Linked DNA regions of Mus musculus: region 2 is linked to region 1. A link is a loop called in an ENCODE intact Hi-C map of the cell type or tissue named here. Cell type or tissue: left cerebral cortex. All regions are shown on one strand.

Evidence for each region. Hi-C counts contacts between places; a loop is a spot of excess contacts. Peaks named below come from ENCODE experiments on the same cell type or tissue, not always from the same donor. Only the 100,000 strongest peaks of a DNase experiment are listed, where the experiment ranks them.
Region 2: a loop joins it to region 1, with 2.1 times the contacts of the local background. A loop is called at or near these places in 11 of 42 quality-filtered maps.

What each region holds. Positions count from the first base shown.
Region 1 is chr4:150,202,502-150,210,501 of GRCm38, reverse strand. No RefSeq gene overlaps it. Among named protein-coding and RNA genes, the nearest start is that of Car6, 5.4 kb to the right of the region's middle. In left cerebral cortex, no CTCF peak of the experiment used is centred here; a DNase peak (open chromatin) is centred at 7,554.
Region 2 is chr4:150,116,873-150,124,872 of GRCm38, reverse strand. Slc2a5 (solute carrier family 2 (facilitated glucose transporter), member 5) reads right to left here and starts at 5,529. Exons shown (of 14, transcript NM_019741.3): 1 at 5,323-5,529; 2 at 4,825-5,218; 3 at 4,108-4,189. The coding sequence starts at 4,137. In left cerebral cortex, CTCF peaks have their summits at 4,623, 6,507 and 7,353; DNase peaks (open chromatin) are centred at 4,388, 4,862 and 7,371.

The DNA.
Region 1 (8,000 bases):
TGCCTTAAGGGAGGAGGCTTCATGCCATCTGGCGGTGGCTCTTCTTGTCTCTGCAGAGGTCACTGAGGAGTGATGGGCCTGTCAGAAGCCGTTTTCTTTGGAAGCATGACATTGAGCGGTAGATCTCCTTATGTTCCCCCGGATAGCTCAGGAGAACGTTGCTAGGTGGGAAAACAAAAATCTAAGATAAAGTGGTTTTGACCATGAAAGGGGAAAGGCTAGCAGCTTTGGTCTCAGGCAGCTTCAGCCACCTTGAGAATTTTTTTATTTTTTATTTTTTATTTATTTATTTATTTATTTATTTATTTATTATTTTTTGGTTTTTTGAGACAGGGTTTCTCTGTATAGTCCTGACTGTCCTGGAACTCATTCTGTAGACCAGGCTGGCCTCGAACTCAGAAATCCGCCTGCCTCTGCCATCCAAGTGATGGGATTAAAGGCGTGCGCCACCACTGCCTGGAGAATTAAAATAGGTGCTCAGTAGGTTGCTTGCCCAGCATCAGTGAAGCCAGGAATTCACTCCAGCACTGCAAAATCCAGGCACAGTGAGCATGTCTGGAATCCCAGCACTTAGAACTGGAGGCCTGAGGGTCAGAAGTTCAAGGTCACGCTGGGCTATCTGTAACATTGTTGCTCAAAAATAACTAATTACTAGCCCATTATCATTATCTTATTTCCCATCTGGTCCTTAATTTGACAGGAGAATAATGACCTTGTTACCATCCTGAGACTAAGGTCCTTTTTACCTTTCTGTGATGATAGGACTCAGGGCCACAGCTGGATCTGGCACCCATAAAAGTACCCCTGGCTCCATCCTTGCTGAGGACGGTTCGGGGAGGGCTGAATGCAAGCTGGGACTTCTGTGACAATAACATCATTAGCCTTTATTGTAATTTTTACTTTATTTTGAGCTGGTGTTTTTCAGGCTGGTAGCAACCCCCTGGACTCAAGCCATCCTCTCTCCTCGGCTACCCAGTAGCTTAGAGGACAGTCTTGTGCCAACACAGCTATCTGGCCTCGCTAACTTTTTCTTAATTTGATTGGGCTAGAGAGATGGCTTAGTATTTAAAGGCTTAGCTTCTCTTGCTAAGGGCCTTAGTTTGATTCCTCCGGGACAGGCAGCTCACAGCTGCCCGGAACTCCAGCTTCTTCTGGGCTCCAAGACACACAGCACCCCCACCATGGCATATATTCACATAGAAACATACAACAATAAGTCTTTTTTTTCTTTTTTTTTAAAGATTTCATTTATTTATTTTATGGATGTGAATACATTGTTGCTGTCTTCAGACACACCAGAAGAGGACATCGGATCCCATTACAGATGGTTGTGAGCTACTATGTGGTTGGTGGGAATTGAACTCAAGACTTTGGGAAGAGCAGTTAGTGTTCTTAACCACTGGGCCATCTCTCTAGCTCCCAAGGCCTTTTAGAAAACATTTTTAGTTCAGTCTAGGGTGAAAAAGGCCAGTAATCCTAGCACTTGGGAGACTGAGACAGAAGGATCTCAAATTCAAAGCCAGTTTGGAAAGTGCTAGGAAGGTTGAACAATCACTCATCTGTCCGTCCATCCATCCACCCACCCACCCATCCTTTCATCCATTCGTTCATGGCTTGTTTTGAATTTTTAAATATCTAAGCTCACTTATAACTACTTGCTAACAGTTTTTGGTTTTTATCCTTGTTAGATTTGAACATCTAAGATGTGTTGGCTTCATAAAACAGGCTGGTTAGCTTCTCTAGACAAGGTCATGTTGGTAAACATGTGGGTTCTGAGGTGCTCTCTCCCTTGTGAATGCCTCAGGGAAGTTCTGCAGAGCAAGCCACAGACGATACGTAAAGAGCAGGCTGTCCAGTGTGGCCCTCATGCTGTGGTTTACCTAGCCCTGTCTAGCCGATGGTTTTATTTTGTTTGTTTGTTTGTTTTTTTCAGTCTTTGGAAATACTTGACACCAATACATCCTGGGTTTGGTTTTTTTTTACTCATGAGAATATATTTATATTTTTTTCCAATTCAATTTTTCTAATATTAAAAGTTCTAGTCTTGTGTGTGTGTGTGCAGTGTGATGTGGGTGAGCATGTGTCACCCAGCACGTGTAGATATCGGAGGACAACGTGTGAGAGTCTGTTCTTTTCCTCCTTCATGTGAGTTCTGGAGATTAAACTCAGGACAAGTGTCTTTACCCACAATCCATCTTGTCTAAAACAGCAAGCCAAAAAGCCAGCTGCCCAGTTCTTGCCTCCAGGTTTTTGCCCTGAGCTCCCGCCCTTCATGAAGAACTGGAACCTTTAAAGGCAGATTAACTCTTTTCTCTCCAAGTTGCTTTTGGTCATGGTGTTTATCACAGCAACAGAAAGCAGACTTGGTGCCTCGTGCATTTCTCAGGTTCCCAAGGCTGGCCTAGTCCAGTCAGCTGACTGTTATAGCACAGTGGCCATCGAGAGTTCAGGAAAGCCCCGGCAGTTGTGTTCTGGGGTTCACGTTGCTCCTCCACAGCCCCTCCATTCCCAGGAGCCTCAGGTCACTGCCAAGCTGTCATTTTGTCCTCTGGTTTAACATAACCTTTGTACGGGTGTAGGTGTGCATGTGTATCTGTGTATGTAGGATACATGTGCAGGTCAGAGGTCAACCTTGGCTGTCATTTCTCAGGAGCTGTGCATCTTGTTTTGAGACAAGGTCTCTTGGGGCATACCAAGGTCTCTTGGGGCTCAACAAGTGGACTAAGCTGGTCAGCCAGGGAGCCCCAGGATCTACCTCTCTCTGTGCTATGCTAAAATCACAGGCCCACAGCGCCAGTGCCCAGCTTTTTACACCGGTTCTGGGTTTTACGCTTGCACAGCAAACACTTCACCAAATGAGCTACCCCTCTCCCACACCCCATAATTTACTCTAATGGTGGTTCCTTCCCTCACTGTGGCAGGCTAAATACTTATCTGGGTCCCCTGGAAACCGTAGTTGGTTTCCACCGTTGTGATAACTTTTCCCAGGGAGCTTTGAATAAACAAACATCTTTTCACCCAGACGGGCATCCATGATGGACCAAAGTACGATTTCATCTTGAGTTCAGCTTGGTGAACTCAGTGAGTTTATTGTGTTTTCTTACAGGAGCGTAGGTGATTGCCCAGATCAGCTGTGTCATTGCAGAGCCCCACTCCATCGTGGGAGCTGCAACATGGAATCTTGATGTATTCCGTTAACTCCATTTTCTGTACAGCCTAGACTCTCCCCAAGATCGCTGTCCTTGAGGGAGAGGGCGGGGAGCTCACGGGTAGCCTGAGCCCAGGTTAGGGTCTCTTGAGTTCCCTTCCTCCATCTCTTAGTGAGTGTCAGGAATTCCATCACTGCAAACCTGGGAATCACTGTCTTTTTCTGTTCTAGCTGCCACGGCTACCAAGCAAAGGCATTTTCTGCTCCAACGTGGCATCAGGTTAAGCCCAGAAGGAAAAATACTACACTGATGTGTATGTGCTAAGGCAAGACACTTGGTAAGAGTGAGTTGGGATCTGGGGTGAGACTATTGGGGTTCTCAGGAGGGTCAGGATTGTAACCTCAAGGAGGGAATAGGAGTGGGGTGACAGAGGCCAGAGATCTGAGTGATTTGGGGGTGAGGGCACAGGCTGGATGCAGGTGGCCACCGGAGGCTAAAGAATGCATTGTTTACTTGAGTCCTGTAAGGCACTAGTCGAGCAAGCATTTAGACTTGACCTCCTGACCTATTAGACACGGAGTCTGTGTCCCTGTTTCTCACATGTGTCAGTACACACATGTGTGTGGATGCCCATGTCAGTGTGTGCATGTGTGTGTAGATCAGAGGACCACCTCTGGATATCATTCCCCAGGAGCCTTCCACCTTTGATTTGAGAGTCCTCTATTAGCCTAGAACATCACCAAACAAGCTGATAGCGTAAGCTTGCAGGGATCCACCTGTCCCTGCCTCCCATCCCACTGTTTCTGGAATTCTAAGTGCCCATCACCTGGGTCCTCAGGCCTTTGAGGCAAACACTTTCCAGACTGAGCCATCGCTCCAGTCAGAGTTTGCCTCCTTTTAAGCACTGAGTTTGTGGATATTTGTTTCAGTGGCACCAAGAAACCAACAGAAACTTCTTTCTTGCCAGGTTACATACACCACAGATTTACAATGGACTTGATCAGTCAAGGGTAAATTGATAGGGAGACACTGGGCAGATAGAGCAGGATCCAGGCTCCATCAATAAGCAGCTGGTCCAATTAGCAGGAGAGGCTAGGGAGCAGCTAGTCCTGGTGCCTGGAACTCTGCTGCGTTTGCAACAAGAAGGGTGTGAGTCAGGCAAAGCTACTCATAATTTTAGATATTTAGGTCCCGTGTTGCTTGTATCTGAATTAATAGTAAGGAAGACATTTCTAACCAGCTTTTGGGATGGGAGATTTTTTTTATGTGGGTTACTGATATCCACAAAGAAGAATCGTGGATGAATGGGTATATACGTGTGTGTGTGTGTGTGTGTGTGTGTGTAGTGCATGTGGATGTGTGTTTGTGGCATATTCTCATACACACATTTGGAAGCCAGAGGAGGATGTCTGGTGTCCTCAAGGGAATAAAGCAGCGAGTGACAGAGCAGACATAGGACACCCTCAGAAAGAAAGTCATTGCTGGGGCTGGGTATGTAGTTTAGCTGGCAGAGATCTGACCCAGCATGCATAAGATATTGGGTTCGGTCTCAGCACTGTATGAAATTGCATGGATACACACACATACTTAGTTAGAATCGGCACTTGGGAGTAGAGACAAGAAAATCAGATGTTCAAGGATATCCTTGGCCACACAGTGAGTTTGAGGCTAGCTTTGGGTACATGAGACCCTATCTTTAAAAAGAAGAAAGAAAATTGTTAATTTTTCTCTTGAGTGTTAGGTATTCAGCCTTGTACTCTAGGTAAATTCACTGTCACTGAGTTATACCTCTGGACCAGGAAAAGCTTAGACACATCCCTATTAATATGGTTAAGAAAGCAGGCTTTACCAGGTGTGATAGCCTACTTTAATCCCAGTACTCGGGAGGCAGAGGCCAGCAGATCTCTGAGTTGGAGGTCAGCTTGGTCTTCTACGGCAAATTCTAGGACATTTAAGGCTGTCCAGGTGTTCCAGGACAGCCAGACCAGGTAAGACCACACAACACAACAGCAAGAGGCAAGGAAGCAGATGGGCTTCGACTGTGATAGGTTGACGGTGGCTTAAATTGGACCAAATGATGCAGAGAGCCTATGCAGAATGGCTCAGCCTCCATGGTTCCTGGGAGCTCCCAGGGCTGTAGGGAATGGATAATGGCCTCTCTGTGTTGGGCACAGAATATTCTTGTGCAACCACAGTCACCCCTGTATGTCAGTCCTGTATGAACCTAAGTGTCTGCTCGTTGGGCTGCCTTCCAGCTCACCTGTGCTCACCTTCCTTGATCTTGTCTCTGTTCCCTGTGCAGACAGATGGTTCCTCCCTGCCTGTGTGGGCTGAGCACACCTGGGCAGGAGGTGCCTGCCTGTTTACTTGGGCTGCTGGTACTTCCTACTCACCCGGGATGGCCGTGCCTCCCTCTCTTCTTTTTCTTCACCTCTTTGGGCCTTTCCAACAAACCCAAGAAGCACAAAGACTCCTTTCTCATTCTTAACCTTCCGCTGTGTTGAAGTGGGTAAACTTGTCAGTTCATCTGACACAGTCAATAAAGTCATGAGTTGTGGGAAACAGGAGAGTAGAACCAAAACATGCTTCAGTGAGCTGGAGGTGTGGGCGGACAAAGACAGAAGGACTTCACACATCACACGCATACACAAACTCATGTGTGCTCGAGCACACACACACACCACACACACACACACACACACACACACTGGCGTGTGACCCACAAACACAAGAAGCAAGATATCTCCTCTTCAGAGTAGATAGATGGAAAATTTTAGGGTCAAAGAAGACGATGGGTCAGAAATTAGGCAACAAAATTGACACTGCTTTACTCTGTATGCGCCTACCATTGGAAGTATGCCACCCGAAGAGGGAGGGACCCGAATCTAGTAATGTGCCCTCATTAGCAGGTGGCTATTGGATCTCAGGAGCTGATCTGATCTACTTTCGTTATTAATTTAATTGCTGCCTTTAACACAGGTGACAAGCATTGCCAGCTGTGCGTGGGGTTGGGCAGCAGGACCTCTGCACGGTGGCAACAAGGCTTGAAGTTACAGACTCAGTCACTGTAGCCGTGTACAGCATGCAAGGAGACTCATGGGCCACATAAGCACAAGTGAACCCCAAAATGCTAACCTCAGGGTTGCAGAGCTCCATGGAAGATGGGCCTGGGCACTACTGAGAGTGGTGAACACAACCCAGGGTGCCACATCCTGGAGCCCCCCAGAGTGCCACGTTCTGGAGCTCCCTCCAGGGTGCCACTTCCTGGAGCCCCCCAGGGTGCCACGTCCTGGAGCCCCCCTGCCTCAGATAAGTTGTTCTCTCTCCTCTGCCTCCTTCCCTCCCTGTGGAACCTTGCCTCTCCAAGGCCCAGATGACTCTGTGTTTCTTCGGCTCCAGCCTCCTCCCCAGATCAACTGCCCCCTGACCCTCAGCTATACACTGTTTCCCACTGCAGAGTCCCAGAGAAAATCTGCATGCTTTAACCCCTAATGCTCTGGAGGCAGAGGAGAGCAGGTCTCTGAGTTCAGGGCCAGTCTGAGATCAACAGACAGACCCCCGTTCCGTTTTGCTCTTTTCACTCAGCTTGAACAAGATGCTGTCTTATCTAGCATTGGTGGGGTATTGTTTTCTTTTGTTTAGAGATGGTGAGTGTCTCCTGTCACCCAGGCGGATCTCAAACTCAACACGTAGCTAAGGATGGTTGTTAACTTCTGAGTGCTCGAGATACGGCCATCCTTCTTACCAAGTTTACGTGATGGTGGAGATTGAAGCTGGGCTTTTGTGCATGCTGGACCAGAACTCTACCAACTGAGCCACACCCCCGACTCTCACGATCATTTTTGTTTCTTTTAGTTTTATTATTTATGTGTGCATGCATGAGTGCCTTTGTGTATGTGCTTGTGTATTTATGTGTGTGAGTGTGTGTGTATGTGCATGTGAGTGAGTGTGTGTGTGTGTGCTCGCGCACACGCATGTGCACATGGATTCCAGTGCTGATGCCTACAGAGACTGCAAGAGTATGAGATCCCCAGGATCTGGACTTACAGGAGGTTGTGATCTGCCTGAGGTGGGTGCTGGGAACTGAACTCGGGCCCTCTGCAAGAGCAGCATTCCATATGAACTGCTGAACCATCTCTCTCTAGCCCCCTATCCCCGCCCCTTCCACTTTTTTGACAGGGCTTCATTCTGTAGTTTAGGCTAGCTTCAAACTCCTGGCAGTCATCTTGTCTTAAACTCATGATGCTCTCCCGGCCTCAGACTCCCAGTTATGAGGAGATCTATTAAACTCTTCAGCAGATATGGGGCTCATGGGGTCAGCAAGGTGGCCCTTACTGCAGGGCCAGCGGCTCAGCAGAGTGGGCAAGACGGACTTGGTGAGACAGTAGAGTGGGGTTTGAATTTGGAGAAGCTCTGAGAGCTGAAGAGGAAGTGCTTTGTGACCTCTGCTCCCTCAGACTGGGGCGATAGCGGTAAGTCACTCCCTTGTCATAAAATGAGAAGTTCAAAAATAATGCCAGCCACCATGCTTCAAGGCTGCTCTGAGGACATAAAGCTACTGCTGAATTCCTTGTGTGTGTGTGTGTGTGTGTGTGTGTGTGTGTGTGTGTGCTGTCTCAAACTCCTATTGGAAACTGAGGGGGAAACTGAGGCACAGAGTAGTTGGGTACCTGGTTCCTTTGCGAATCTTTGGGCTCTTGAGCTTCACGGGTTTAGGATTTCAGTGGGGTCTTCACAGTAATGGATGTTCCCTGATGAAATAAATGGCTGCAGGGAGCCCTCTGAAATATGAGCAATCCACCTCCTCACATACACTTGCTACAGCGACACGCTACCACTTTGCTATCCCAG
Region 2 (8,000 bases), 86 kb after region 1:
TTCCTCCTGTCTCAGCCTCTCTGAGTTCTTGCATTATAGATGTAAGTTACCATGACTGGATTCCTCCCTCCCTCCCTCGCTCTCTCCCTCCCTTTTTGAGACAGAGACTCTATATAGGTTTGGCTGTCCTGTAACTTGTTATGTAGACCAGGCTTCAAACTCACAGAGCTCTGCCTCTCTCTCTGCTTCTCTGCCTCTGCCTCTCTTCCTCTTCTGTGCCTCTCTCTGTCTCTGTCTCTCTTCCTCTCTCTGCCTCTGTCTCTCTGCTTCTCTGCCTCTGTCTCTCTGCTTCTCTGTCTCTGTCTTTCTCTGCCTCTCTGCCTTGTGCTATTATTAAAGCTATGAGCCACCACACCTAGCCTGGGCCTGACTTTCAAGAACAGGTTGAGATGGTTCTTAGAAGAGTCCCAGGCTTTCAAATCTCTGTCTCCAGCTCCAGAGATTTCTCTTAAGAAGTGAGCTGGATGGGCTGGGCTGGGCTGGGCTGGGCTGGGGGCCCTCACAAAAGAGGCATCTCTCACTTGCTCAGAAGTAGGTCCCCAGTGCTTCCTGCCTTTCTAGATAACTGTTTTACAATGGCTACCATTACCCAAAAGAAACTGTCAGAGTATTAGCCCTATGAACATCCCTCCACTGCTGACAACTTTTAAGCCTTAGATTTATTGTAACTGTGTATGTGTGTGTGTCTGTATGTGGGCATATGCATATGAGTGCCGGTGCCTAGAGAGGCCAGAAGTGCCAGATCCCCTACAACTGGAGTTATAGACAGTTGTAAGCTGCCCAGGGTAGATGTTGGGGATTTGATCTGGGGCCTCTGAAAGGAAGCCATTGCTCTTGATGCTGAGCCGTTGCTCCAGCCCCATTGGCAGCTATTTTATTCTCTGATGGAGAATGAGGCTACATCCCACCTGTGGTACCAATACTGACCATTTTGCCCCCCAAGCTGGGTCCTTTCCTCTTTTCTCTCCTGGAGCTATAGGACCAACAAGACTGAGCACCAACTAGCAATGAAAGAGCCTTTGAATTCTTGGTCAAAAACAGAAGTGGGGGCAGACAGTTTTACAAATCAACCTTCTATTTTCTGGGGTGTTATTAAGTTGCCTGGGATGACCTTGAACTCTCTGTAGCCCAGGCTTCCAGTGAATTTGTGTTCCTTGTGTCCCAGCCTTCAAACTAGTAGGCAAGCCTGGGTTTTCTTCATGGTGTGTAATGTGGTGTTCTAACACATATGTATTTGTGAAATGATTAGGACAGGTTAGCTCATCAATACATTCTCCACCACACACAGTGGTGAACACAGGTAAATATACTCGGAGAGCTCCAAGCACCCACGGCAGGCGCAGCGACAATCAGTATGTTCTCAGTGCTGAGCGCTGATGCACCCACCATTAACTGCATCACCAGGCCCTGATGAGCAGAGCCCTCTTCCCTAGGCCCCTGGCAACCGATCTTCTAGTCTGCATCCCCATCTGATAATGCAGCTTGTGTCCTCTGTGCCTGACTTCTGCCACCTAGCCTGACTTCCAAAGCCATTGAGGCCACAAAGCCACAGGCTCTCTTCATCTTCTGGGAGCGGTGAACTGTTTCTTTACAGGGTTGGATCATATGGTGCGTGAGTGAAAGTCTCACCTAGGCTTTCTTTCTTTCTCTTCCCCCTCCCCGCCTCCATTCTTTAAAGGAGAGAGAGAAGGAGAATTTGGGGATAGGACATAGCTCAGTGACCAAACCCTTGGGGAGCATGGGTTCCATCCTCAGTACCCCACTCTCCCCAAATTACTGCGGAAACATCTTGAAGTTTCAGTAAAGGCTTGACCCTGGGTCGGGTGTGGCTCAGGGGTGCAGGGAAGGAGGCCTCCCAGTCCTGCCCAGTCTATATAGTAAGTGTCACACATAAGTGGGCTAATTAGTCAGTCAACACAAAACAACCGTGAGGACCTAGACAGGACAGAGGGGAGGTGATTCCTTCCAGGACACTAAAGCAGCGGTGGCAGAGATACTTCCCACATCATGTGTTCATTGTCCAAACACTTGCATAGGAAAAAGGGGACATTTCACTCAACGGTTCTTAAGTAGTTCTGAGACCTGAGCTGCACAGCTACTGAGGGACAGCTGGGCACAACTGCTGTCTGGCATCTTCTCAGAATACCAGGCAGCCTCAGCCACCCTGGCTTCTCCTAACCCCCAGGGTTCATGCATGGAAGGACAGCTGAGGGGCAGGCAGCCAGAGGTCAGCCCAGGCCCCGAAGCTGGTGGCTGTCTGGGTTGTTTCCTTCCAGGCTGCTCATCTGCAGAGTGCACCCTGTGGGGACCTCTCTGTTCTTTTTATCTCTTGTTGAGCAGCAGCCTCAGGAACTCTTGTGACCCCGAGCATTCAAGTCCTCAGCCCCAGATGCCTTCCTATCAAATACAGGTGATAACACTCGGCCAGGTTGGACACTTGCTCGGGCAGGGTGACAATCTCAGACAGGTCGGGTGGTAGCAGCACAGGCCTGGAATCTCACAGCCACCTGGGCGGCTGAGGGAGAAGGATCGCAAGTTCAAGGCCAGTTGAGACAATTTAGAGAGCCCCCCCACTTAAACTGAAAGGGAGGAAATGGCTGGGGCGGGGTGGGTGGGGATGGTTCAATGGTGGGGGACTTGCCTGGCCTGCATGAAGCCCTGGCTTCAGTCCCCAGCACCAGAAAATCAACAAATAACAAAACCAGAACAAAACAGTTCCCAGGTTGACTCTAATTCTGGGTTTTGGGGCGGGATGGAGTCTGCCCTCTAGGGGACACTGGTTTATCATACCACAAGTAAAGTGGGCACTGGCTGGGGACATCCCTTGTCATCCTAGACAGCTCCAGGGATACCCATGCTCAGCATCAATAGTGAGGTCATCTGCTCCACAAGGCAAACCAAGCAATAGTATTGGCAAGAGGATTCAGTCCTGGCCAGACACTCACTGCCTGTGCATTGTCTAAGTGTTCCAGCAACCAGGGGGAGGGCGTGGTTATCAGTCCATTTTACAGGTGAGAAGTCACCTAGGTGGGACAGCACACACCTACAGCCCTAGCACTTGGGAGTTAGAGGCAGGAGGATCAGGAGTTTGGGGCCAGCCTCAGATGCACAAACTGTCTCTATAACTAAATTATCGAAATAAAGCATCTTGCCAAGGTTTTAGCTGCAGCTAAACGGGCGATGAGCTGGAACCAATCACAGGTGCTTCTCCCTCCTAAGACCACGCCCACCCTCTATGCCATAGGCCAAGCTTCCAGTCCATGTGTTACGGACCTTGGTAAATAATATTTTGCACAGATGCCTGCTCCTCCCTAGCCACATACAAACAAACGCCGTGGGAAGGATTAAAATGCAAATTCCTTGAATGTGTTCATCAATTCATGTAACATTTTTTTGTTTGTTTGGTTTTTTTTTTTTTTTCGAGACAGGGTTTCTCTGTATAGCCCTGGCTTTCCTGGAACTCGCTCTGTAGACCAGGCTGGCCCTGAACTCAGAAATCCACCTGCCTCTGCCTCCCAAGTGCTGGGACTAAAGGCGTGCGCTACCACTGCCCAGCTCATGTTACCTTCTTGGCGCTGGAAATTTTTCTCAACCAAGGAAATCTACACCTAATCCCTACTTACACTGTGAGTTTGGAAGAGAAAGGAAAAAAAAATTTTTTTTTTTTTTTGACAAACAGGGTCTTTATCCTAGGCTGGCTTTGAACTCCCTTTGTGGCTGAGATTAACCTCAAACTCCTCATCTCCCACCTCTACCTCCCAAGGGCTAAGGCACAAGCGTGAGCCATACCTGCTTCACCTTGGACTTTCTGGACCCATGGTAAGTACTCTACGAGCAGAACCATACTCACCAGCCCCGTTTCAGGCACTTTCCGAGAGCTGTTCCGGTGGCAGGATTCCTAACGGGCATCTGTCTACAAACACTGCACTGACTCCTATAAAACCCTACTCTTTGCTGGGCTTCTGAGCAAACTGCCCTCTTCCAGACAAGCGCATCCCGCCGCCCAGGGCAGGTTCTGCAATACCTGAGCAAGAAGCTGAGCAGTCGACACCCACCCCCGCCCCCGCCCCACCCCCCTCCTCTGACCGCTGCCAGCCACATACTCACCCCTGTCTCCTCTTGATGTTTTTCCTCCATCGTTGCTCTGCAAGTGCAGCCTGCGGCTCACCTCCTCAAAGTGCCAGCTGTGCTGTTCGGGAGGGAAGATATTTAGGCTGCACTTTGGCCGTGCCAACTCTCAGCCAATTGCATTTTTATTGCTAGTCTAAGTCAGAATAACCCTTTCAGGCACCGGCAGCGTTTGCCCTGCCTTTCACTTCTGCTTTTAAGTTAAACATGTAGAGTTTGGCTAAGCCAGTGGGTCCCCTGAAACTGTGGACTCAGCGAGGTACCCAGGGGAAACAGCCTCCACTGCTCAAGTCTTCACCAGGCACGGCCTTGAAAAATGACTAGAAAGTGTATTTCTGTCTGGAACACATGGACAGCAACAGCTGTCACCAGCCCTATGCCACATTAGATAATGGGCTAACATATGGGGCTGTAAAGGCTTAGCCTAGTGTTTCCCACCACACCTTCTACTGCCAAGTGTCCCTAGTGGAGAGTCAGTTCTTGCTCAAGCAACCATGATGAAACTGTTATTATCGTTACTATCACTATTATTATTGGTGCTGGAGACCGAGTACGGATTGCCTGTGCTCTAGGGCTGAGCTATCTACCCTGGCCTTAGGTAACGCTGTTTGAGGAGAAAACTTTATTTTGTCTTTTTAAGGAACCCCGAGCGGCCCGGAGAGATACACTTTTCAGTACTGGGAAAGTAGCAAATACCTTCTTGTACTCTTCCTTTGCAGGGCAGGCTAAGTCCCCAGAGGCTGGTGTGAGTCCAGCAATCTGCCCACAAGCTGGTCACCACGGGCTCCGGCGCTCAGCACGTGTTCAACTGCTACCGGACTGACCAGGCCAGGCAGCCAAAACCTGAGCAAAGTCCCACCAGGCCCGCAGATTTTCATCCTTGTTAGACATGCTCCTTTGATTTATTAGCTGTTGCTCGAGTTCAGTCAGCAGATGTCTTTCTTCTTGTCCTTCACCCTTCAGCCGTTTATCAGGAGCCCACTCTGCATCCAGAAGTGTAGATCCGCTCGGGTAGCAATGGACAGTGGGGGCGTCTCCTTCCAGGAAAACTTCCTTGTTTTCTTCCCACTCCAACACGGTGGCTCTTCAACTAAGGCGTGACGGGGCCAGAGAGATTCATGTATTTCAAATAGTTTGAAGAAAAACAAAACCTTCCAAAGAAAATGCACGTAAATTGTAGGTGGTGTCACTTACTTCGGGGGCGGGAGTGAGAGGTGGGGTACAGAAATAACGAGCCGAGTTTACAATCTTGGGAGCGTAGGGAACAGAGGCCAGCTTCTTGGCCCCCAACTATTAATCTTCTCTCTGCCTGTTTTACTGTAAAATGAGATCTGAAAGCTGAGGGTTCAATCCCTGCCTCAACTTTCTCAACAGGGTAGGTGGGTGGGTGGGTGCAGGTCTGTGGTCAGACCCTGAGAGAAGTATTCGGAGTGGGAGTCTGGTTTCTGCGCAGTCGCAGTTCAGCGCGACCAACGCTCATCCTCAGTCCCAAGAGCACTTGCGGTTGAGGTGAGCCGGGGAGGGGTGCGGAGGGGCAGGAGCGGGTAGGGGGCGGGGGCGGGGGAGGGGGCGGAGCTGCATGCGTCCCTGTGTCCCCTGGAGGGAGCTGGCGATTCTGTCTGGTCCTCTGGGCTGGCAACTGCAGTCTGCCCCAAGGACATCCATCCCCAGGGCTCTCTTCTCCAAGAGAGAAGAGAAGGTCATTCTATAGACATGTCTTCTGTGTCCCCTGAAGAACCTGTCCGCAATTTCAGGACCCAGCCAAGCCACGGCCAACAGGGTGGAGGGCTGGAAGGTGGGCAGTGGGCACTCTTAGGAACACAGTACCCTGGGTGCATCTGGTTTGAAAGTGTGTGGATGGATCCTCTTGGTTTTCAGACCTCCCAGATGGATCCGGCCTGCTGAGCCTTCCCTGGCCATCTCGCCCTTGCTTCTGTGGCTTCTGAATGCGGCAGGAAATCCACCGCTGTATCTAAGCTTTGGGATTCATTTTTATGCTTTTGTTTGTTTGTTTGTTTGTTTGTTTGTGTTTTGAGACTGAGTTCCATTATGTAGTCCAGGGTGTTGTGGAATTCACTGTATAGTCCAGGTAGGTCTTGAACCTGAGAGAGCCTGGTCTCGGATTCCCAAATGTTAGGGTTACAGGTCTGAGCCTCTGGTTCAATGGGACCTTTAAAAAGGCCTTTAATAAGCACTAATAAACCCACGGACATTTTGGTGAGTTAAAGAGCACAGAATGAGGCGGGTGGAAAGAATACATGTGACGAATTACTAATATTTCCAGGAATTTGACCTGGGTTTAGCAGCCATCTCTGATAAGAGCCAAGGGATTGTCTTAAAGAGAAAAGGGAGTGGCCAGGTGCAGTTCTCCGGGCTGGACTCTAGAGGGCCTTCTTCCATACCTTTCTCTTGGGGAAGTCATTTGATCCACAGTGGGGAAGGATGTGAGACAGGCCGAGCCCACCAAGCAGCCTCTCAGATCTTTTATATTAAGTTGCTTCTAAAATATTTTAAAATATCTATGTCATTTTACGTGAGTGTTTTGCCTTCATGTATGTGTGTACTGCATGTGGAAACTGGTGCCTGCTTAGGTCGCAAGAGGATGATAGATCCCCTTGAAGTGGACTTACATGTATGGTTCTGAGCCACCATGTGGGTGCTGGGAACCAAACCTGGCTCCTTTGCAAGAAGAACAAGAGTTCTTAACTGCTGAGCCCTCTCTCCAGCCCTTAAATTGCCTCTAAGTAGGGAAATAACTTTGCCAAAAATTCTGGGATGAAGGTCTAGGTCTCAGATCCCAATTCCAAAACCACGATTAGTAACACAACACAGAAACTTTGTCAGTACACAGTCCAGAAGAAGAGTATTGCTCAGTGTGGTGGCACAGCCTACGATCCCAGCACTAGGGAGGTGGAGGCAGGCTATCAGAAGATCTAGGCCATACTTGGATAGACAGTGTGGGCTATGCAAGACCATGTCTAAAAAAAAATAAAAAATAAAAGGGGGGGAGGGAGGAAGGAAGAGAGAGAGAGAGAGAGAGAGAGAAGGGAGGGTGAGGGAGGGGAGGAAAACCTAAATGTTTGGAAGCTGCTCTTTCTGGGATGTGAGTTTTCCTGTTAGTCAGTGTTTTTATTTACCCGGCCCTTTGCTGTATAGAGAAGAGAGAAAAAGGATGCAAAAATAGCCTTGGCCACTTGGGGCTCAGACTCTCGCTGAGGAAGCAGAGTGTCCTAGTTTGCTTCCCATGGCTGTGGTATAGACCACAACCAAAAGCAGCTTCGGAAGGAAAGGGTTTGTGTCAGCTTACAACTGCTGATCACAGTACATCCTCCAGAGAGGCCACGGCAGAAGCTCAAGCTAAACCAGGAACTGAAGCGGAGACCATGGAGGAAAAGGGCCTGCTGGCTTGTCCCTCAGGCTTGCTTTCTAAAATATTTCCCAGGACCATCTGCCCAAAGGTTGTAGTATTGATACATAAAGAGCCGGGCCCTCGAAAGTCAATCATCATTCAAGAAAACGCCCCCCCCCCCGCCCTCGAGCCAATCAGATGAAGGCATTTTCTTAAATGATGTCCCTCTCCTCAAGTCAATTGATAAAAAAATTAAGTAGCGGGCAGAGTTCAGTCAAATGAACACACTGAGCAACTCAGGACGACTGAAGGCTCTTGGCAAGCTGGGGGCGGGGTGGGGTGGGGTGGGTGGTGGTGGTGGTGAGGTGGGAAGTGGGGGCAGGTGAGGGAAGTGAAGAGTTCTCTGGTCATGAGGAGCTCTGCCATGTGTGTGCTGATAGCCTGTGCTTTGCAATGAGGGAGTAGCAAAATGAGGTGGTCTGAAAAGCGTAAAGGAAAGGAGGGGGGCATTGAAAGGAGACTA